Regions from separate parts of the Mus musculus genome. Here all the other regions are linked to region 2. The links are chromatin loops, found by intact Hi-C in ENCODE. Cell type or tissue: heart. All regions are shown on one strand. Each heading gives the region's core, and the rest is flanking DNA. Links, peaks and the distances in the headings are about the cores only.

Evidence for each region. Hi-C counts contacts between places; a loop is a spot of excess contacts. Peaks named below come from ENCODE experiments on the same cell type or tissue, not always from the same donor. Only the 100,000 strongest peaks of a DNase experiment are listed, where the experiment ranks them.
Region 1: a loop joins it to region 2, with 2.1 times the contacts of the local background. A loop is called at or near these places in 8 of 42 quality-filtered maps.
Region 3: a loop joins it to region 2, with 3 times the contacts of the local background. A loop is called at or near these places in 8 of 42 quality-filtered maps.

Annotation. Positions count from the first base shown.
Region 1 is chr13:38,148,046-38,155,627 of GRCm38, reverse strand. Dsp (desmoplakin) reads right to left here and starts at 4,334. Exons shown (of 24, transcript NM_023842.2): 1 at 3,834-4,334. The coding sequence starts at 4,039. In heart, for the core only: no CTCF peak of the experiment used is centred there; a DNase peak (open chromatin) is centred at 4,257; H3K4me3 peaks cover 1,853 bases; H3K27ac peaks cover 2,296 bases.
Region 2 is chr13:38,067,956-38,075,537 of GRCm38, reverse strand. No RefSeq gene overlaps it. Among named protein-coding and RNA genes, the nearest start is that of Riok1, 35 kb to the right of the region's middle. In heart, for the core only: no CTCF peak of the experiment used is centred there; no DNase peak of the experiment used is centred there; H3K27ac peaks cover 348 bases.
Region 3 is chr13:38,138,564-38,146,145 of GRCm38, reverse strand. No RefSeq gene overlaps it. Among named protein-coding and RNA genes, the nearest start is that of Dsp, 8.9 kb to the left of the region's middle. In heart, for the core only: no CTCF peak of the experiment used is centred there; no DNase peak of the experiment used is centred there.

The DNA of each region.
Region 1 (7,582 bases), core at 3,053-5,552, 79 kb before region 2:
CTAGCCAAGTCCCTTCACTAGGTTTTCCTGAGCTCCTTCCTCCATTTCTTACTGCTTTCCACTCTTCAAAGAGTGTTCACCAAGGAGCCCACTCTGCAGACCTCTTGAACTTTCCCATGTTCTTGTCCATCCTTGTATATCAGCTGAATTACTACACAAAGTAAACACCACTCTAAAAAAAAAAAAAGTAAATAAAGACTCACTAAAGCCTCCATGACAGATGCTATCTCTACTTGTGAACGCTCTGAAGCTATGTGTGTGTGTCTAAGCCAAGGCCTTGAGATCACTGGGCAAGCACTAGGCTTGGCTATACCTTCAATTCTACTCTTTGTACCTTGTACTTGTGTGGTCTCAAGAGTACACACTCCTCTCAGATATTTTTGTTCATTTCACCTTAACTTTCCATAAACTCCATGCATGTAGGCAGCAGATGCTCAGAAGATGCTAAGTCAATGAAAGGACATGGAAATGTTACATACATTAACAGGTAGCAGTACAGGTCTGTCCAGCCTAGAAGTCAACTTGGGGAGAGCCGGGTGAGGCTGTGTGGTCCTCAACACTCTATTCACTCTGGAGTGTAGAGGCTTGCTCTTGCTAGTTCTGATTTTCTTTATTATTATTATTATTGTTGTTGTTGTTTATTAATTATTATTATTATTTTGTTTTGCTCTGCTGAGAGTGTAGTGTACTAAGCAAGGGCTCGTCCCTTGAGCATATTCTCAGGCCCTGTTTCGGCTTTGAAGTAATGAGATCTGGACTAGAACAAGCCTTAACAACTACAGCCACATACTTCTGAAGCTTACTGCCTACCACTTTGAATCCTACAAAAATCTACCCTTTGGTCGGTGATAGAGCTGAGCGTGAGCTCTGGTTACTTTGGTGACGAAAATACTTTGGTGGTTAGTATTTTATATAAGCTACAAGAAAATACTCCAGAAATTCTGCTTTGACTGAAAAGAGCATTAATATGATGTCTTATGCAAAGAAAAAAAAAAAAAAACTCTAAAGTTTCTTTTCAAACTTCCTGCCTTTTATATTACCAAGCCTGTAAGACTTACTATTCCTTAAGTGGAACACAAGGAAAAGTTAAAGTGATTATAGCTCCCATCTAACCTAAAATAAAGACACACAGAGCAGGTGGTGATAGGAGGGGGGTGGGGGTGGTAGGGAAGACGGCCTTACAGTGTACATGTGATCTCAAACTGTTCTGAAAGTAGCCAAAAGTTAGCTGTGGAAAAGACACAGAGGAGACACATTTCCCGGTGATTTCAACAGCAAAAAATAAGATCTGAGTTCTCTATCAAGACTTGTTTACGTAAAGAAGAGTTACACACACTTATTTCAAACATTATTTCATTTGTATCAATTCAACCCATAGATTCAAATAAGTTAAAATTCAACTAGTAGTCTCCATGCTGATTTTTGTAGAGAGAGGAGAAAAAAAGCCGTGAATATTATTTAACCATTCACTTAGCAGAGGTTTCCAACTCTCTTGGGCAGACAGGGCCTCCTACATCTGCAAAACATAAGTGATGAGCAAACAGCTCCCTTCACACAAAACTAAAATGTTACCAGAAAAACAGGTCCGGGTACAGGGCCTGACTCTCTGCTTAGTCTCTATGAACTGAAAATGCAGAACTCAGCATTCATGGGCTATTTTCTATTGAGCACTAGGACAGGTCCAACGGGCTGGGGGAGGGGGGGAGGCAGGAGAGTGGGAGGACTCTATCACCTGGGTCTCAAGAGAATGATAGCCTCTGAGTCACTGGCCACCTCTGACACCCTGCAGGGCCACTGACTAATGTCAATCCTGGGGGGCGGGGGGGGGGGGGGAATCCTTTCTCAAAGTGAGGTAATTTTCCACTTCTGTCTGTTTTGCCTTCCGGATCATATAGAGCTTGACAGGTTGGGGGAGGGGGGACGCAGAAATATTGAAGGACAAAAAATATCGTTTTTCTCCAAATTAAGTGTTTTAGGGAAGAACCCTAATAAGACATTTATCTTTACACAGCTCCCATATTAATGAATAAATTAAAAATATTGCTTCTCTATAAGATGATAAGAAACTAAGGAAGTAAATTAACCAATTACTAGGCACTGATAGCTGTCACTGTAAGAGGGCTGAGGGTGTAGGTCAGGAGTAGAATACTTGCCTACTGCGTGTGAGGCCTTGGGTCTGATTCCCAGTAAAGCAAAAATAACAAATGCTAAGAAACCTAGGCTAGTAGAATCAGACTAAATAGTAAGATTAATAATAACAATAACTTGGTTCATAAAGTGTTGAAAAGAACTGCTAAAGAATTCTTCCATATTCTGATCCAGACTTTAATTATGTAATCCACACATTGAAAAGAATAGGCTACTGAATTCCGGGAAGGCTAAGACACAAAAGTACATTTGAGATTTTGGTGGCTCGCCAAACTTTAAAATATACTTTAAAACCAAGTTTTTAAACTTGGTGTTGCCGGAAACAATCGTTCCTCAAAATCCTGGGACACAATTTGTTAAGAAAACAAAGATCTCTAATGAGAAAAGGTATCCTGCTGCCTGAGAAATAAATAAATTTAAACAGAAAACGAGTTGCAACTGGAAGGACTGTCGGATCTCTAAAACTGCTTGCAAAACAAAACGCCATCGGAGCCATTAGGTTTCTCCTCCTCCGCCTGCGGCCACTGCGCTGCGAAGTATTAAGGTAGTGGGGCGGCCGCCTCCAGAGGCGCGACCGAGGTAGGGCTGGGAAGGGGCGGGTCGCAAAAGTCTCACGGCTCACGTGGGCTTGCAGAAAGCAGCTGTGGGGACCGTGTGAAAGGATGCTCATTACCTTCTCCCACCCACCAGTGACTCCCTCGCTGTATTTACCCGACTATCCCGGGAAGAGGACCCAGCCCTTTGTGCCGTGGGTTCCTCGGCAGCTCCTAATCCTGGGCGCCACAGTGCTTTCTCCAGGGTCACCCTCTCAGCCAGAGCTGGAGCCCATTTTATACAGATCAAAGAGATGACTAATACTGAGCCCAGAGCCACAATTATTACAAAGTCTCCAGGAGACTAGGCTGATTTTTTTTTAAAGGTGCGGAGCCTCCGGTGCGATCCCGGTGACCAAGTGGCCAGAGTGGGGAAAGGGGAGCGAGCGGAACAGACCAAGTTTGCAGCCCGTGCCCAGAGGCTATCCCTACAAAGGAACCCATTTGCGTGACAGGGGACTTTCAGGCTCCGTGGAGGGTGTAACTTCCATGCAGATACCCTCGGGTGGCCAATAACCTAAGGGCCTCCGCCGCCGTCGCCCTGGGGTGACCATGAGTTGCAAGTCCTGAGTCCCTCCGAGGCCACCGGGCAGCAAAGGGAACTCCACCCCTTCACAAGTTTTATTTTTCGTTAGTTTGAAAGCTGGGTTTTGGGGCCGCAGCTCCGCCTAGCCCGACCTCCCACCTGCGGTCTGGAACAAAGGCAATCACAGCTGGGTCCACTTTGCAAGGGACAACCGGGGGTGGGGAGGAAGAGGGTACGACCAAGGAGAGACCTGCGTCCCTGCCGTCCATTGCTCCCCTACACAGTGGAGGTGGAAAAGAGCCGCTTCTAGGATAGAAGAGAGGTGAGGACCGTGGGACCCTGCGTAGGCTCACGGTAGGACTGTCGCCTGGGTCCCAGCACACACCCAAGCTCCCTGTTCTCACTGGCTAGCGCTGGGCGTAGGGACACCCGTTCCTGCGCTTCCGTGACCCGGGGCAAAGCACTTTCCTCGGCCTAGACCTGGGTTTCCTGGTTGGCCCAGGAGGCGGGCCACTACCTGACCCAAGATTTGGGACTGAGCTAGGTGGCGGCGGGCTGATACCCACCAGTAGCCGTCGGAGTTCTGGTCGTTGACGGTGCAGCGCCGGGAGTGGGAGTAGAACGTCCTGCTGGTGCCCCCGCCGCCGCCCCCGCCGCCCCCGCCGCCGCCACCGCTGTAGGTCATCTCGTAGCGCAGGTCCGGGCCGGACTCCGCGCGGGTCATGCGACCCAGCGTGTTGATCCGCGGGTGGGAGCCGCCGTTGCAGCTCATGTCTGCGGTCACTCAAGAGAGCCGCTCAGCGCCGCGGCATACGCGAGGCGTCGCCTCGGAGCACGCGAGGGACTCCGGGAGAGGAGCGCGGAACGCGGAGGACTGGCGAGGGCTCAGCGCTCCAGCAGGGCGGAGACGGGGACGGCGACTGGCTAGGCGCGGGAACCGGAGTGGAGCTGTGGCTCGGAGGGCAGCGAGGGCTCAGAGGAGCTGGGTCGCGCCTGGGTGTTGGTGTTGGTCGAGGCGGTGCGAGTCTCCTCCCCGCTGGCACCCGGCGCCCAGGCCACACCTGGTCGGCTTCTTCCCAGGGCGAGGTGCGGCTGCCTCGCCTCCCCCGCCCTCCCCCCCGCGTGTCACCGACGCCTGGGGCCGCCCTCCCCAACCTGCGGCTCCGCCCTGCGCCACCGAAGCCTGAGCAGAGGCGAGGGGCGGGGACCTGGCGACTGGATCCCCGTCGGAGGGCTGCGACCCCGCGGGACTTGCTTCAGGCTCTAGGAGCCACAGTGGCACACCTTTGGAGGATTTCCTACTCCCCCAAGAGGCGGAAATAAAGTGGCTTGGGAGGGTCACTCCATGGGACGACTCTAGTGAAATGTTGACTTTTTGCTTATCCCAGGAAACCATGCCAGCTTCTATTTAAATAGCCCCAAGAGTTCGATTTCTGTTGTGTAAAAGATAATTTAACAGAGAATCCCGAAAAGGGCTTCTCCAGAAATATTTTGTCATGAGGGACTTAGTTCAAGGCTAGACTGGGCTTCATAGCAGGACTTTGCCTGAAACAGAAACAAGACGTGGTTTTCCATTTCTCTAAAAGAATCATGAGCACGTTTGTCCCCTGTAGACTCCTGAGCCCCAACTTGGGTCCCTTTCTGCTCCCATGAAGCCTGAACAGATACCGTTCCAGATGAGTAACACATTCCACCGATTGGTTCCAAAGCCACTCCCAGTTAGCAGATGAGTGCAATTTACACCGTAGTCTCCATAAACTGACTTTAGATACAGACCCCTGTACACTAGCCATTAAAAGCTGTTTAGATAACTTGGGGTGGCGTTAAATGCTCTCTAGTAAACACCACTTAAAGATCTTGGTAATAAATATTTCTTGTCTCCCTGAATAATGTCTGTTAGCTTTCCTGTTTGTACAATGTATTTCTCAAATGTTCATGAGCTGGTTAAAGCAGCCCAAAAACTAAATACCAAACTACATTGGTATGCTGTAAAGGAGAAGAGGAGGTTTTCTAAATATGTGCCCTATCTAATTCTGCAATGACACTTCCAAGTTTTGGACACAATTTTTGACAACAGATCTTGCTTGCACGTTTGCTTCCTGATTGCCCAGAGCAGACCGACTTAAATCCAAGGAGTCAAACGCACAGTGAGATAACAGTTTACCACGGTTAGCTCAACCACCCATATCTGCCACTGTTCGACTACCATCAATTTCCTCTCGTTTCTAACAACAAACTCACCTGGCCAAAGAGCTTGTAGACAAAAGTGCTTTGTTTAGAAATAGAATCCGTATCCGCAAGTCAGCCTCCACACAAACAACCCATAGTATCCGGAAGACGTTTGGGTCGTCAGCAAATAATGCACGGAATTTGATTCGGAATGTTTTCCTTCTTATGCATCTTGTTTGTCCAGTGGATAACTATAACACACTGTATGGAAGGGCCTGTATCAGACTGTGCAAGACAACGATGACTAACGCACAGCCACGGTCCTCATAAATACTATAGTAGAACCTCAGTTTCAACCATTTGGAGATCTCCTTTCTCCAATACTGAAAAGGATGCACAGTCAACCTGGAAATTCATCTTAAATACAATCCATTCTTCTATGAAACACCTCACAGCAAGAAAGGCTCTCCTCCACCAGAGATAGCTAGCACATCTGGGTGCTCACATTGGTTAGTCCGTAGCTGGGCTGCCCGTACTCCCCCCTCCCCAGACTCACAGCTGGTCAATCTATTTACAAAGCAGGGGAAGATGGGAAAACACAGCCCACCAGATGTAGGTTTATGGCCATCCTTGCTTCCTGACCTACCTCATTGCATCTCGCTCTCCTCCAGGCCTTCCCAAGAATACTGGTGGCTCTAAAACTAACCAAACATGCCTGTCTGGGAAGACTGTGATTTCATTTATCTTTCTCTAAGGCGAGCCAGGAAGATAAAAGGGTGAAATAAGTAGGTTGACATGCTAGGGAGGTGGACTCCAGACACACACATGACATTAGTTGTCTAGGCTGTTTCAGGTCATGCTAAAGGACGAACATCGGAAGACCATCATCATAATGATGTTATAATTCACTCAGGCTAGAGCTCAGCTCAGAAAATGGAATATCTGCCTTACCAACGTCTAGAGTAAGGACCAGAGATGAAGTACCACATGGAATCATTCTTAAAGATGGAAAATATATACAAAGCTTAGGGTGCCAACTACTGAACCAAAAGTTCTTGGCTAGATGCGAAGTGTCCGTCTTTATCTCGAGGTCAGAAATCTCCTCTTTGTTAACATGCATTCTATGAGGAGTCATATTGGATATCAGCGAGGGCCAGCCCACAGGCTCAATGTTAGACACACAAAGGTGGGTAAGATGCAGCCAGCCCTTGCCCTGAAGGAAATCAAAATCTGGATTTGGAAAGAGATCACAACAGTGTATGCTATGATTTTCTTAGAGCCATGAGGGTCCAGTAAAGGGCTGAAAGGTCTGTTTCTTACAACCAGATTTGTGGGTTTTGTTGTTAGTTTGATCATTGGTTTTGAGTTTTCGAGACAGGGTTTCTCTGTGTAGCCCTGGCTGTCCTGGAGCTCACTCTGTAGACCAGGCTGATCTCAGAGATCCTACTGACACCTCCTGTCTCCCCCACATCCTCACCCCCACCCCCACAGACCACACCACACCACACCCCCTCCCCCAGTACTGGAAGGAAAGGTATGCACCACCACTGCCTGGCTTACAACTGGGGTTGAAAAGCACCAGATTTAGCGTCTGGAAGTCTTCACTTGCTGGGCTGACGGAGGTCAGCTATTTTTTCCCCTGCCACTTGTAGATAGCTTCCCATGTAGTGACAGAGACAGTTTCCTGACAGGCAACCTTGTCTCTGGTTAACCTTAGAAATGACCTTGCAGCTAGGAGATAGTCCTCGGCCTTATCCTGAGCACATGTAAAACTCTAAACAGAACACCTTGGTTTCAATGAGGTTAACAGGAACCATTCACTGGCTCAGAGTCCTATGGGTGCCCTTATTATCTCTTTGTAGTAAGTGGCACACGTTTGTTCCAAATCATATACAGCAGTTCAAAATGGCCAGCTTGCCTGCTAGAGGAAGAGTATTCTAATAAATTAGAACACACAAAAACTTAGGCTAGAAGTATGTGCAATAAAGAAGACGACCTATTAAATTGGCAGAGAATGTTTTAGTTATAGAGTATGTAGTTCTGGGAAGAAGCACTTACTTGTCTGACACATTTGACTCTGGGCTTGATCCAGTACACTACAAGTGTGTGTGTGTGTGTGTGTGTGTGTGTGTGTGTGTGTGTGTGT
Region 2 (7,582 bases), core at 1,764-4,263:
GGAATGGGAAAGAGGAGGGAAGGCAGAAGACATGGGGGAGGGGAGAAAGTGGCCAAAGGACACAGTATACTTGAAGGAAATGGCCCATAGAAAGACAAATTACTAAGTATAATGAAGATATGCCAATTAGCGCCTTTTAATTAAAATAAATACTCATGGGAGACAAGCAAGAGGAATGAATGAACTCCGTGTTTCTACAGTTGAAAAGGGCTGCTGCTCTCGGAGTGTGCAAAGACATGGTTCTCCCCCTCTGCACACATCTATGCATACACTGTCTGCGCCACACAACGGAGCGAGCATGTCAGGCCTGTGTGTGTGTGTGAACATGTGGGTGTATATGCATGTCTTATTCTCCAGATGACATTAAGTACAGGGGTTAACGTATAATAGCATACCTCCCTAAAGTATACAATTGATAGGCATAAGATAATATTAAGGTATTTGATATATAAAATATCTTGAGAAGGAATCAATGAAATATAAAGCTGTGATTAAGGAGGGAGCCTTGCTATGTATAACTTCAGGCCAGCCTCTAACTCTCAGTCCTCCTGGGAGTGGGCTGACTACCATGCCCAGCTGGTCCTCCCTTCTTCCTAGTCTCCCCCCATCCCCCATCCTTTCTTGTTCTCTCCCCCCACCCTTGCACATGTTAAGCAGCCAATCCACCACAGACCTACATCCCTAGCCTTGTTTCTGTGTTTACATTTTGAGACAGGGTCTCCAGCGTTACACGTGCTGACCTTGGGCTTCCCACACAGACCATATAGACATTGGACATTGTGATTCTTCTGCATCAGCTTCCTGAATAGCTCAGGGTCATGAGCCTGCACCACCAGGCCAGCCAGCCTGGTTCTTGATAGCGTGTGCATGTGCATGGGCTCAGTGAACTCAAAGAGGCTGAGGCTCTTTCTGCTGCACAGGATGACCCAGAACTGACCCTGGGGCAGCACAGACTCTTCCAGCGGGAGGACAGGGCACTCTTAGCCTCAGAACTGAGGTGAGATAGTGACAGCCACTGCTGTCTAGTTCTGCTCATGCTGGAGCTCCGTGTCACAGAGGGAAACCCTAATGAACCAGCAGAAATGACGCTGTACTACACCCAAGGCACAAGTGACAGCCCATTTCAGCGGCCTGTGCTGGAACTACCCAGGCAAACACTGCAAGCAAATTCTGAGGTGGGGAGAAAGAGAAATCGGGCCCCTGAGGGAGAGGGGCTCCTTTTCTGAAAGCTAAGAGAAACCACTTGGCCTTGAGCAGGAGGGGGCAGGGGTCCTATCTGAACAGAGTTCAGGAGGACACTCCCTATCTTGAGGTAGTAAATCTTACAGTGCCCAGAGCCTGGCTTTAGAGATAAGGGGTCAGGACCGTTAGGAGTTAGTAGTTTGAACAAGGCATCACAAATCACTGGGTCAGGCACTGAGCTGTTAGGTCTTCTGCTAAAGTTGGGAGGAGGGGCGGTTACTGTTTATTTTTTCTCCTGTTGACTCTATAGGGGTGACAGGGCAAGAGAGAACACAGCTCCTGTGGCCAGATCACCAAACCCAGTTATCCCAAATCCTAACCCAGCCACCCTCTCAGGCCACCGGGGCTGTGAGGCTGTGGATTCCGTCCTGACTTTGATAAACATAGGCAGTCTGATTTCCTCCAGGCTGTGGGTATCTAATGGGTCCTGGCCAGCTTGTTCACATGAGCTGGCTGGCCTTCATTGCAGCCTCTGTCAGCAGCACAGGGTAAGTGGCCCACATCTAGTCTCCACGAGCAGGGTTCGAAGCTGATCAGTGTGTCTGCTGTTCTTTTTTTTTTTTTTTTTTTTTTTTTTTTTTTGGTTTTTTTCGAGACAGGGTTTCTCTGTGTAGCCCGGGCTGTCCTGGAACTCACTCTGTAGACCAGGCTGTCCTCGAACTCAGAAATCCGCCTGCCTCTGCCTCCCAAGTGCTGGGATTAAAGGCGTGCGCCACCACGCCCGGCGTGTCTGCTGTATTGTGAGCAAGACCTCCTAGGCTTGCTTTGACACCAACACAGGTTGGCACACCCTAGAGGAGGAGTGACCCCCAAGGAAGCGACTGGGTCAGAGACTGCCCAGTGAGATAAGGCAGAGCCTCCTTTATGGCTGAAATAGAGAAACCGCTGACATTTCACGCCCCCATATACAATCAGCTCAGACCGTTTTTCTGGACTTGCCCTGCCTTTGTAACAGAATATTTTCTTGTCATTCAGATTTTTTTAAAAGATTTGTTTATTTTATTTCTATGAGTACACTGTAGCTGTCTTCAGATACACCAGAAGAGGGCATGGGATCCCATTACAGAAGGATGTGAGCCACCATGTGGTTGCTGGGAATTGAACTCAGGACCTCTGGGAGAGCAGTCAGTGCTCTTAACCACCCCTTCATTCAGATTTTTTTTTTTAAATTACATTTTATTTGTGGAGCTGGGGCATTCAAGTGGTAGTAAGAAGATAACTTGTCCTTCCACTATGTGGGTACTGGGGACCAAAGTCATGTCACCAGGCCTGGGGACAGTGCCTTTAACTGCTGAGCCATCTTATTTTTTTCTTAAGGTTATTTTACTTTATGGGGTTGGATGTTTTCCTGCATACACATATATAGACCATGTGTGTGCCTGTTGGAGTCCCTCGAACTGGGGTGATAGTGGTGACCCACCATGTGAGTACTGGCAATGAACCCAGGTCTTCTGCAAGCATAGTAAGTGCTCTTTCTTAACTGCCGAGCCATCTCTCCAGGCTCCATGATGAGCCATCTTGCCCGCCCCATTTTTTTAGCTTTCTGAAATCCTGTCTCAGGACTGCCTTGTCTACAGTAAGCCCATGCAGTCAGAGAACTGGCATTCCCCTTTGGAACACCTTTGGATATTGTGTCCTCTCGCTGTAGAATGATGTCTCCGTCAGAGTCAGTCTCTGTGTCCTGTCCGGCATTCAGAGGCAGAAGCACTCACTCCATCCCACTCTGGACCAAATCCTCAAGGCCAAAGGCATTGAGAGATGCTCAGAGGCCAAATCCAGCTACCCCCCCCCCCCAGTACCACTCATCCCTTAGGACAAGGCACTCTCTTCCCTGGGCACAAGCTGAAGGCTAAAAACATAAAGCACATGGCTGGCCTTCCAAACCCACAAGTTTCGTTATCCGTCGATCTAACCAGTCATGGATCAGAAGCATTCCGAAAGGGGCCACTGAGATGGCTCAGTGGGTAGAACCCTTGCCACCCAGCCTGACAACCTGAGTTCAATCCCCAGAGCTCACATGGTAAAATGAAGTAAATCAGAAAAAAAAAAGTTCTAGAAAGTTCTAAACAGCAAAATTTGCATTTGCTGCACTGTGATTACTAAGCTAAATCCACACAAATGTGTTTGGTACATGGCATACTCTACAGTGGCCACCCACCTCTTCCCCACCTCTTCCATATCTCTTTCTCCAGACCTCATTCTTTCCCCACTGCGCACCCTGTGTCATGTGGGTGTTATTGTTAGGCCTATGACAGTTGCATCGACACAAAACATGTATAGGCTTTTTCTTATAATTATTCCATAAATAAGTGACCTCACACTATTTACATTGCACTTCCATGGTATAAGATGTTGTAAGTTATGTAGAGATTAAAGTGCACAGGTAGATAAGTGAGTGTCCTGTATAAATACTATACCATTTTATTGAAGGGATGGAAGCATCCGGCTATCTAAGTGTCTATAGAATCCTGAATCAATCCCCATGGGAACTGAAGAATGACCACAGATGTTCATAAAATAGAAAGGCAGCAATGACAGGCTGTGGTAGCACGCCCTAGACTTGGGAGGCAGAGGCAGGTGGATCTCTGTGAGTTTGAGACCAGTCTGATCTACAGAGTGAGCTCCAAGACTAAACAGAGAAACCCTGTCTAGAAAAAGAAAAAAGAAAAGAAAAGGGAGAGAAGGAAGGGCTGGCAGGCAGCTGAGAAGCCATAGGGAAAAGGACCCTAACCACAGGAAGCAGGGGCCCTAAGCAGAGCTGGGCTTTCCACAGAAGGACAAACTCCTGATTTTCTCCTTCATTCCAGCTGTGTAGATCTCCACAGACCGCTGTGAAACAGGAGCAGACAAAAGCAAAAACAAACAAAACAAACAAACAAACAAACAAACAAAACTACCCCAGACAACCAGGTCCCTATTCTCCTCCCATGTCCTAGTAGCAACCAGTGTAGGCTAGAGAAACTTGGGGACCCCAAACCCAGAGTCCTATGCTTGACTCTGCCCCACAACCCACTCTCTGCACGAGCAGGTGTTAGAAGGCCTCCCGGAGCTGCTGTGTGTAGGCCCCAGGTCTCTGACCCTAGCCCAGGAGGATTGCCAAGCAGCATGAGTGAGTCTCAAGCCCCAACTGGGGAACGACTCTACAATGACAAGAAGCCTGGCATTGACCCAGCTCTTCCTGATGTGGTAAGCCAGCTCTGGCCTGCTCCCAAGGAAAACTGGGGAGTCAGCAGCTTCGGTTTTTTAGGTATCTCCACCCTCTTCTTTCTGCTTCTCTTCATTTCCTACCACACCCCTTCCAGCATTCCATGTCCCATTAGCATGTCAAGATTTGCTCACCAACTTAACTGAAATAGAAGTCCTGGCTGGGTGTGGTGATGCACACCTGTAATCCCAGCACCAGGAAGGCTGAGGCAGGAGACTCAGAAGACTGGCTGGGCGCATACAGCAAGACTTGTCTCAAAGCTCAATGATGGAGACAGACTGCGGCTGAGCACTCCCTAGCACGCGTGAGGTCCTGCTTTCAACCCCCAACACTGGACACCAGCAAAGAGAAGCCCCTCTGCTATGGAGAACAACATTCCTGGCAGCAGCGTGGTAGAAGGGAAGGTCATTTGCATTCTTTTCCAATGGCTGTGCTAAGGACTTAAAGACCAATTTGGTTGGGAATTTTATATATGAATACTATCTTACGGTTTCTATTGCCACAATGAAATGCCACGTCCAAAAGGCAAGTTACAGGGGAAAAGGCTTATTTGGACTACACTTCTCCATCTTTGTTCATCATAAAAGGAAGTCGGGGCAGGAGCTTGAGCAGGGCAGGAACCTGGAGCTGATGCAGAGGCCAAGGAGGGCGGTGCTTACTGGCTCATCCCCACTGGTTTGCTCAGCCTGGTTTCTTAGAGAACCCAGGATCATCAGCCTAGGAATGATACCACCTATAATGGGCTAGACCCTCCTCCATCAGTCACTAATTAAGAAAATGCCTTACAGGCTTACCCACATCCCTATCTCAAGAAGGCGTTTCCTTAATTGAAGTTCCCTCCTCTCAGACGACTTTATCTTATGTCACTTTGATATCTCTAGCTCACACTGAAATCTGGAAATGATGCTGCAGGGGAAGCTACATCAGATTCCTAGACTCCTTTAGCGACGTCAACACCAGCAGTTATTTCCCAAGTGTCAAGCCTTGAATTTTCTCTCACATCCCTTTGACCTTCATACCATCCTCGATCCAGATGAAGGGCTGAGTTCAGATGACTGCGCCTGCCTGAGTTCATCCTGCATCACATCAGGTGATGGAGCACAGTCACCACCAGGCGAGTCTCATTACGGAGAAAGCAGCGACCAGGTGGGACATGTCAAATGATGCTCCTTGCTTATGAGCTACAGCAACCCGGCAGCTCAGTAGGTCTCTGTTACAGTGATGTCTTGGCCTCTTTATTGACAGATCTAAGTACATCGACTTAATAAACAACACTTAGAAAATTTTAAATGGGGGCTGGAGAGATGGCTCAGTAGTTAAGAACACTGGCTGCTCTTCTAGGGGTCCTGAGTTCAATTCCCAGCAACCACATGATAGCTCACAACCATCTGTAATGAGGGTCCATGTCCTCTTCTGGTGTGTACTCATATACATAAAATAAATAAATAAATATCTAAAAGAATTTTAAAATACAGATTATGAGCTGTAAAAATAATAGAACAGATTGTAGACTGGGAATTGGGTTTTCTTTGTTCCTGGAAAGGAGTTGTTGAGATACGGCCTCTCTATGTAGCCCTGGCTGTCCTACAATTCTCTAGGTAGACCACGCTGTCCTCAAGTCCACAGACATCCAGCCTCTGTCTCCCAAAGTCTGAGATTAAGGGCATGTACCATGGAAACTGGCAGAAGTTGAGTTTTCTTAAGTCAAACCTGCTACTCTGGCTGGATAAGACTATGGCATAAAACTAAAGTTATACCTACTTAGAAATCTGAGGTGGAAGGATTATTCAAAGCCAAGAGTTCAGGACTAACCTGGGCAACACAGTGAAACACCATCTCTTCAAAAGAGAAAAAAAAAAAAAAGTCATGGAGTTGCCTCTGTTGGCAAAGTACATAAGAAACCAAGTTCAGATCCCCAGAGAGCACCTACAAAGATGGTATAGCTGCTCACCTGTAACTCCAGAGCCAGGTTGAGGCAGCTAGGTGACAGCTGAGTCCCCAGAGCACACTATCCAGCAACTCTAACAGAATCAATTACCAAGAGAGAGAGGTGAACCAACACTCACCTCTATTCTCTCCACCCACTCGTATATAAGCACATACACACCTTCCCACACACAAATACAGGGGAAAAAAAACCCTAAGACTTTTCAGTTATAACACATGACTTCCTATAATCTGCATCAATACTAATCACTGAAAATAATGAATGTTCTATACATTTTAGACGTCTTAATGCTTCAATTTAACTATGCTACTCTGAAATGGTCACCATGTTTCAAGTCTAAGAAGACATATCAGCCTTCATTCTATATGGAACTGTGCCAGTTAGTAATAAATGAGAATAATAACCTGAAGCGAGAAGTTTGGTTTCTTTGACAAACAGAAAAATAATATAGGACTGTTTCCATTTTAGTCCCAGGTGTGGGATATGAGACTGCTTCAGACTGTCCACAGCAGCTGACTATGATTTGCCTCGTGCTCTAGCTGGGGCATGATTTTGCCAGCTGTAGATAGTTTCTACAATTTGTGACATTTGGAATTTTGAGAGGGTGTATAAATGCTAGGACCCAGAGAGATGGGTTGTTGGTTGGTTGCAGTTTGTTAAGAGTTGTGTGCAAAGAAGAAACAGAAGAAACTAGCTATCCTGATGGCAAAGATCTAACTTGCCCTAAGAAACTTGATGCCCCTAATCAGCAGAAAGTAGTCTGAGGATAATGTCACTCCCTTCCCCTTCTATTCTTTTTTTTCTCCTATCTCGTGTTCGGGAGTTGCAAGGGTGGTAAAAGGGTACAGAGGGTGGAAGAAAATGGAACCCACAAAGTAGCCAAAGAATGGCTACAAGAATCCATTTTATTTTAATGTGTATGTGTAAGTGGAGTGCATGTGTGCATACTGTTCAAATGTTCAAACAAGCATGAGTGTAGAGGCTCAAAAGGGATGTCTGAAGTCATCTTCGATTACTCTCTACCATACTCATTGAGGTAGGGTCTCTCAACTGAACCCAGAGCTCACTGCAACTGTTAGCCTAATACCCAGCTTGCCCTGGGGATCCCTGTCTCTCTAAGGTATAGTGTTTCTATAGCTGTGATAAAACATCATGATCGAAAGCAACTTGAGGAGGAAGGTATTTCA
Region 3 (7,582 bases), core at 2,333-4,832, 70 kb before region 2:
GGGGGAGCATTGCAACTGAGGCGCCTAACCTAGGGTCCTGAGAATTTTCCCCAGGAAGGAAACCCCATGCAAAAGTTACTGCCTAAATTCCCAACCTGTGAGCCAAGCAGCAAACCCCAGTTAGAGTCAAGAACCCAATTAACAAATCAGTAAATCAGTTATCTTAGATAAACCTGAACTTGGAGAACGTTTTTCTTCCTGATTATAAAAGCGTGTGAGTTCCTGTACACACAACATCAGTGGAGAGAAGGCTAAGGAATTCATCTATAATTATGTCAACCCCACCGCCACTCTTCGACTTCCATCTAACCCCCCCCCCCTCCCCCGGCCTTTTAGTGACTGTTTTTGTTTAGTTTCATTTTGTTTTTGTGGTTTGGGCTTGTTTAGTTGCTGTTTAAGGCTTTTGTAAGTGGCCAAGCACACATCTCAGCACCTCCTGTGGAATTGATGAATTCACCTTTGTTCTAGAATTTTTTTCATCTCCATTTTAAGTAGGTGTCACTCTTGATGGAAATCAAGGAGTGGGAAGGTGGGGAGCAATGACTTAGTGGAAAGCAGTTACAACCATTATCAGTCAGCGTTTAAGAAAACAATCCTACCCTGAGGAATGCGGACATTTCCTTGTAAGGTTCCCAACAGCCCTGAGCTCTCAGCTGCGTAGGGCGGCAGATGTCAGAGAGCAAATTACCTTCGCTGTACGAAAGATCCCTACCCACAGTGAGCTTATGCCTTCCTTTCAACACGGGAAAAAAAAATGCGCGAATCACGCGGAGAGCTCAAAGGATGGTTTCTGTAGCCCACATTTAGCTTCATTCACTTTGTGCGATGTCTACACGCTTGCAGGATTTCACTCTGAAACATCTAAGCCAAACTGACAGCAGAGAGACACACTTCAAACATAGGAACAGGTAAGCACGTTGTACGCAGGCTCCACAAACTGGTGAATCAGTTTTGTCTTACAAAGGTGGGTGTCTAGAGGGCCACGTCATTCTTGCCAAACCAGCCTGACCGCTCCTGCCTTTTTAACTACTTAGCAGTTTGGCTTCAAGTGGACTGGAACAAAGCGTCCTTTCCCACCATGGAACCTAGAAGAAACATCATTTGTCATCGCCCCCAAACCTTTGACTGTGCTTTACTAAATAGGGAAAAAAAATATGTTCGAGGCTTTAATGGGGGGGGGGGGGGCTCCTGTCTTCTTAAAAAAAAAATCAATGTTCCTGTTTACCTCCCTGGAAAATGTAATATACATGGACATGTCTGGAAGTTTTCTTTTTAGCTATGAAAGAACTCAACTTTAAAGAGGAGATTACATTAATATAAAACATTTTTATTTCAGTTGTTATTACAAATAAATATTTTTAAATTCTTATTAGATATTTTCTTTATTTACATTTCAAATGTTATCCCCTTTCCTAGTTTCCCCTCCAAAAATCCCCTACCCCCTCCCTCTCCCCCTGCTCCCCAACCCAACCACTCCCATTCCCGGCCCTGGCCTTCCCCTATACTGGGGCATAGAACCTTCACAGGACCAAGGGCCTCTCCTCCCATTGATGACCACCTAGGCCATCCTCTGCTACATATGCAGTTAGAGCCATGAGTCCCACCATGTGCTTTCTTTGGTTGGTGGTTTAGTCCCAGGGAGCTCTGGGGGTACTGGTTAGTTCATATTGTTGTTCCTCCTAATTACAAATAAATATTAAGGAAGTGAGTACATATTTATTTGAATGAAAGAAAACAAAATGGAAAATGTCTTTAATCAACGTGTATGCACACACAACTTGTATGATGTGCGTTTGTGTGTGCATTTGGTTGTGTGCGCCTATTCGTGCGTGTGTGTGTGTGTGTGTGTGTGTGTGTGTGTGTGTGTGTGTATGCAGATGCTCATGTGCCAGGCACGTACGTAGACATCTGAGGACAAAGCTTCATTTCCCAGCTTTGTTTAAGCCAGGTCTCTTGTTCACAGATGCTGGCCTGAGAGCTTCTGAGGCAATGGTGGTCTGAGGCATGGGTCTGAGGATACAGAGTTGGGCCCTCGTGCCTGCTCTATAAACGCCCTTAGTGATATTGAGTACAACCATCACCACTGAAACTCCATTAAATACTAACTCCTTGTCCCTCCCTCCACACCACCCCTGACCCTACTGTCCTGACCCTATGAATCTGATGGCCCTAGAGATCATCTGTGAGTAGAATCACACAGCCTTTGTTCATGTCTGGAATATTTCCCTGAGCACGATCCTTCGGGGTTTATCCATGCCACAGCATGTACCGGAATTTCCTTCCTTCTTAACGCTAAATAATATTCCATTGTGTGGACACACCACATCTTCTTTGTCCGCTCATCCGTTGGCAGGCATCTGGATGGCTTCCATCTACTGTAAACAACGCTGGTGGATGATTTTATGTAGTGAGTTTATCATAATCCTTCCCTATTACAACCTCCCCATCCCGTACAGCTGTAACCCTCCCGCCCCTGCCCTTTGCTTAGCTGCTTATTATCATCAGCTCACCCCAAGCTTCTCTCTAGTTGAGCAATTATCTTCCTAACGCAAGCTCTCACATCAGTTATGCCATTTCATTGCTTGAAGAAAGCAGCTGAAAGCAGCATTTGGCTTATCCTCAAGTGAGCGGGCTGCTCTAGAAACAAGCCCCTTAGCTTGAGTGAGATTCACCCTTTATCTAGCAGATCTCTGCCAGGTGTGAGCCGTGGCTTCTCTCCTGGGGCCTGGGGCTTTCCTTATCTTCACTTTTGCCCTCCTTTTGGAGCCATATGTCTTCCAGAATCTCAACCAAGCATGCGCACAAAAAGGTCCATTTCTGGGATTCGTTTGTCGGTAAGTTTCCTTATTTCAGCATTCACTTCATTTGATCGTTTGGCCAGATATGGAATGCCAACCTGAAAACAGTTGTCCCTCATATTGTGGAGAAAATTAGTCTTTTTTTTTTAAATTGATTGTAGAATGCTGTTGAGAGGCAGACTAGCTGGGGCAATGGTGGTACATGCCTTTAGTTCTAGCAGACTTCTGTGACTTCAAGGCCAGCCTGGTCTACAGAGTGAGTTCTAGGACAATCAGGGCTACACAGAAGAGAAACCCTGTCTCAAAGAAGAAGAAGAAGAAGAAGAAGAAGAAGAAGAAGAAGAAGAAGAAGAAGAAGAAGAAGAAGAAGAAGAAGAAGAAGAAGAAGAAAACAAATAAACAAAAATAAAAGGGGCGGGGCTCAGACCTGGCTTTCTGTGCATTTTATAAAACTTTCAGATATCAGAATGTCCCTTCTTTGTTTTTTTTTTGTTTTTGTTTTTGTTTTTGTTTTTGTTTTTGTTTTTTTTTCTTGTGGTCCTGAGGATGGAACCCAGGGCCTGGTGATGCTAGGTGAGTGTTCCACACTGAGACACACTCCCAGACCCTATCATTTTAGATCTTAAACTTGAGGGAGGGATTCAACAAGCTCTGTAGCACAGGAGAAATACTGCTACTGTTCCCAGAGAGATACTGGCCCAAATTAAGCCTCAAAACTATCACAATGCCTCCTAAGCCCACCATCACGGCCACACCCCACTACCCTGTCTTTGTCTCGTGATAGAGACATTTTTTTTCCTTGCTGGAGAAGGATACGCCTCCCAGTGTGCTGCAAGGCAGACGTGGACTCATTTCTTTGGGTCCTCAAGGCTTCCACACTCACATACTAGAAGTCAGCCTCTGGGTTGTCATAAAGGATCGCCACAGAAGCTTCTGCAGTGTTCAGACTTGTGGAGTCCCCACTGCTGTTCTTTCAGTGTCCTTCCAACTTCCAGATCTGTCACCTAACCGCACCTTTCTGCCCTAGAGCACACCCCGCCATTTAGGAAGAAGTCGCAGCTACCTGGAGGGTTAGTTTTTTTTCACTGCTTAGATTTCGGTCAACCTGACAACAAGCTATGATCATGTAAGAAGTGGAAACCTCCATTGAGAAAATGTTTCTGTAAGACTGGTCTGTAGGCATGTCTGAGGGACATTTTCTTGATTAATGATTGATATGGGAGGACCCAGCTCACTGTGGGTGGTACCACTCCTGAGCAGGTGGTCCTGGGTATAAGAAAGCAAACGGAGCAACCCTTGGAGAGCAAGCCAATACACAGTATTCTTCTTTGGTCTCTGCTTCAGTTTCTGCCCTGATGTCTCTCAGTGGTAGATTATGAGAAACCAAAGAAACCCTTTCTTGCCTAAATTGCTTTGGGTCAGACTGTTTTATCACAGCAGTAGAGAGCAAACTAGGAGGACTCCGCTCCAGATATAATTGCTAACTGTGCCATCTTTTGTCTGACTTAATCCTGGAGACCAACCCAAGTACTGTGAGCTGTAGAGGCTCAGGGGAAGTGATGGGCTTGCCAACAGGATAGCACCAAGGGTGAGATTCAAATTCAGTTCTCTTCATCCAAAAGTGCTGTGCTCCGGATGGCGTTGCTAGATTGTTTCAGTCAGAGAGCATACAGTTGGTGGGTACCCCCAGGATTCCTACCAATCCCTAACCACACAGGCTTTAAACTCAAAAAGTAATTAGCTCTGAACTTAGAATAGCTTCCTGTACCCTTTTTTGTTTCTCAGATTGTTTTCTATATTTCTGAAAGAAATATGATGAAAACACTTGAGCGATAATAACTCTACAATAAGGAAAATACAATAGAAGTGTAAGGGTAGTGCTGGTGCTAAGGTCCTGTTCCCCAATTGGTTTTTGATCCATCGATAAAGATGCTAGTGGCCAATGAGATGGGCAGAATAGGTGGGACTTCTAGGTCCCCACCCCTCACCCCACAGACAAGCTAGCAGATGCAGGTGAAAGAGGAAAAGAATTTTTGCTTGGGAGGGAGAAAAGCCAACCAGCCATGTGAGATCTCCAGCAGAGTGGCCATAGGCTGCCTCTCCAGGTGAGAGGTTGGGTGCTGAGCTGGGTCTGAAGGTGGCTGAGCAACTGAAATTGAGGGCAGATTTAGAGTGCTGAGCTGGGAGTATTGGGAAGGGCACACTAGCTGGGGTAGACTAGAGGCACCCAACAGTTGAGCCAAGATGGCAGGTTGAAATTGAACAATGTGTATGTGTCTGATTTTCATCTGCAGATCCAATATTCTCTGGGCAGGGGCTGGTAGTGGGGCCCATTTCCGGAGCTTAGATGGGGTAGCAAAAGCTACACTCAACATAGAAGCAACTGGCTTCACAGCCATATAAATGAGGTTCAATGTCTTGGTGCTTGTCCCTAACAGTGACCATCTTGCCAGGTCCTGGATGATAAATTCTAACAGTGTATGCCTCCATTTTCCTGTCTACTTAGCCTGCAGTTCCCCCTGAAAGCCTAGAAGCTCCATCTGCATCCTTTAAGCCCTGGAACAAATCAGTCCGACCCCCACCCATATATGCAGAAGCAGACCTCTTTGCTCCTGCCACACACCCACCATTGTTCTCTGTGTGTTCCTTGTTACACAGTTCCCAGCTGGCAATGCTCTGTGGGGAGAGTGGGATGTGGGCTAGCCTAGCTGGAGGAATGGATCCCTGGGGGTTGGTTCTTGAAAGGGATTGCCAGTCCTGCAGGGTCATGGAGGTGACTGTGTGACATGGTTCCTATCCCCAAAACAGAGCCAGCAGGGCATAGGCTTCCACTCATGTTGACGGTTGCCAGGCATGAGGCTTGTTTGTATAAAAAAATTTTTTTTTTTTTACTTCATGTTCCTCCTTTAGGAAATATTCTCCCAGACAAGGTTATGGGCAGATCACACACTACCTTTAGTAGTCACAACAACCATGAAAGTTGACTTTATCCTGGTCAGTGTTTTTGTCAACTTGACACAAGCTAGAGTCATCTGAAGAGAGGGAACCTTGGGCGAGAAAGTGCTTTCATCAGTTCATTCCACCTGCTCCACACTCCTCAATCCATCCTCCAATTCAAACATGCCTCATCTCCAACTCAGAACTCAACAAGAGATTTCCATAGACATCATCGTGCTTCAGGAGTCAGTGTGCAGGGATGCTGGCTTACATGGCTACTCTAAGAATTCATAGACTATAGAAGAGTGTTGGCTGTCCTCTCTTTAATCTGCCTTTTGTCCTTATTCACTTTGATAGCTGTCACCCTGGTCAGTGACTTGATGGCAACCTGAGTAGAACAGGCTGGCCTCTCTAGACACTCTCTGTCTTGTATGTACATCAACACCAGGCTGGCCTTCATGAAGTTCTCTCTCTCTCTCTCTCTCTCTCTCTCTCTCTCTCTCTCTCTCTCTCTCTCTCTCTCTCATGTTGTCATCCTAAAAGTTCTTGGTCAACCCTGTCAGCAGATAAAATACACCCTGCCAGCTTGGCCTGTAAAACTCAAGGCTGGAAATCCCACAACTAAATCCTAACCTACCCTGCACACATGGTACTCTCCTGCCTCTTTTTCTTTGGTCCTTATGTTCTTTCCTCTTGCAATGCCTCCAACCTGCTCCTTACAAGACCTCAAGTCTTTACATCCTAAGACACTCCTAGGTTCCCAAACCCATGATTCTTTCAAAACAACACACTCACCACACCATCTGTTCACTCAACGACTTCTTTGGAGTCCCTCTCATGATCTGTGTTAGATTCCTGGAAAGCAAAACTAAGCAAGTCATACTTTCTATTCTAGAGGGTTCACAGCCTAATAAAACAGAGAGTCGTTACCGTTTAGGTTGTGTATATGTTATGGTTTAGATAAGCTGTTGTCCCCCCACACTCCAAGAGTTCATGTCTGAAGGCTTGATCTCTAGCTAATTAATCCAATCACCTAGAGGTGACTGTATCATGAGGGTTTAGTTCAATTATTCATTAGATCAATCCATTGATGACTTCATAATTAAGTGGACTATTGTGAGGAGGTGGAAAGTGGGGCCTGACTTGAGGGAGGGGGAAGATGGGGTCATGCTTTTGATGGATGTACCCCATGTGAGTCTTTCCCTCTTGCTGTTGGCTCCCTGATTCCTGGGTGGCAACATCCATCTTCAGCATTTACTCCCATCACCACGACATTTTACTTGGTTGCAGACCCAGAGTAGTGCAGCCAGTATCCATGGAATGAAACTACGAGACCAAAATGATTGAATGGACAAATGAATGAATGAATGAATAAATAAATAAATAAATGTTCTGTCCTCTTTGTTTTCTCGGGTACCATCTCAGCCACAGGAAACAAACAAACATAGTAAACTACACACCAGGGCAAAACACAGCATGTAAGATGCCCTACCAGTGATTTCAGAATAACACCATGAGTGGCTTTATGTAATCGTGATTTTACTGAGATAAAATGAAGTTCATGGACCAGGTTATCGTTCCATGGTCATTCGGTGTTAATTAGCTAGGCGAGCACTCCAGGTTCTCTTCCTCTCTCACCTCTCCCTTCTTTTTCCCTCAGCTTTGTTTTTTTTCCCTTTTTCCTTTCTTCTAAGCTCCCATCCTCTGATAGACCTTTATGATGTATCCTCTCGGTGTGTTTTCTTAACTTGTCATTGAGTATTGCCTGTGCTCATTCCCTGATTCTCCAGGTACATTTGTAAATACCATGAGACAATCGAGACTGTCTTATCATGGGCAGAATGGGA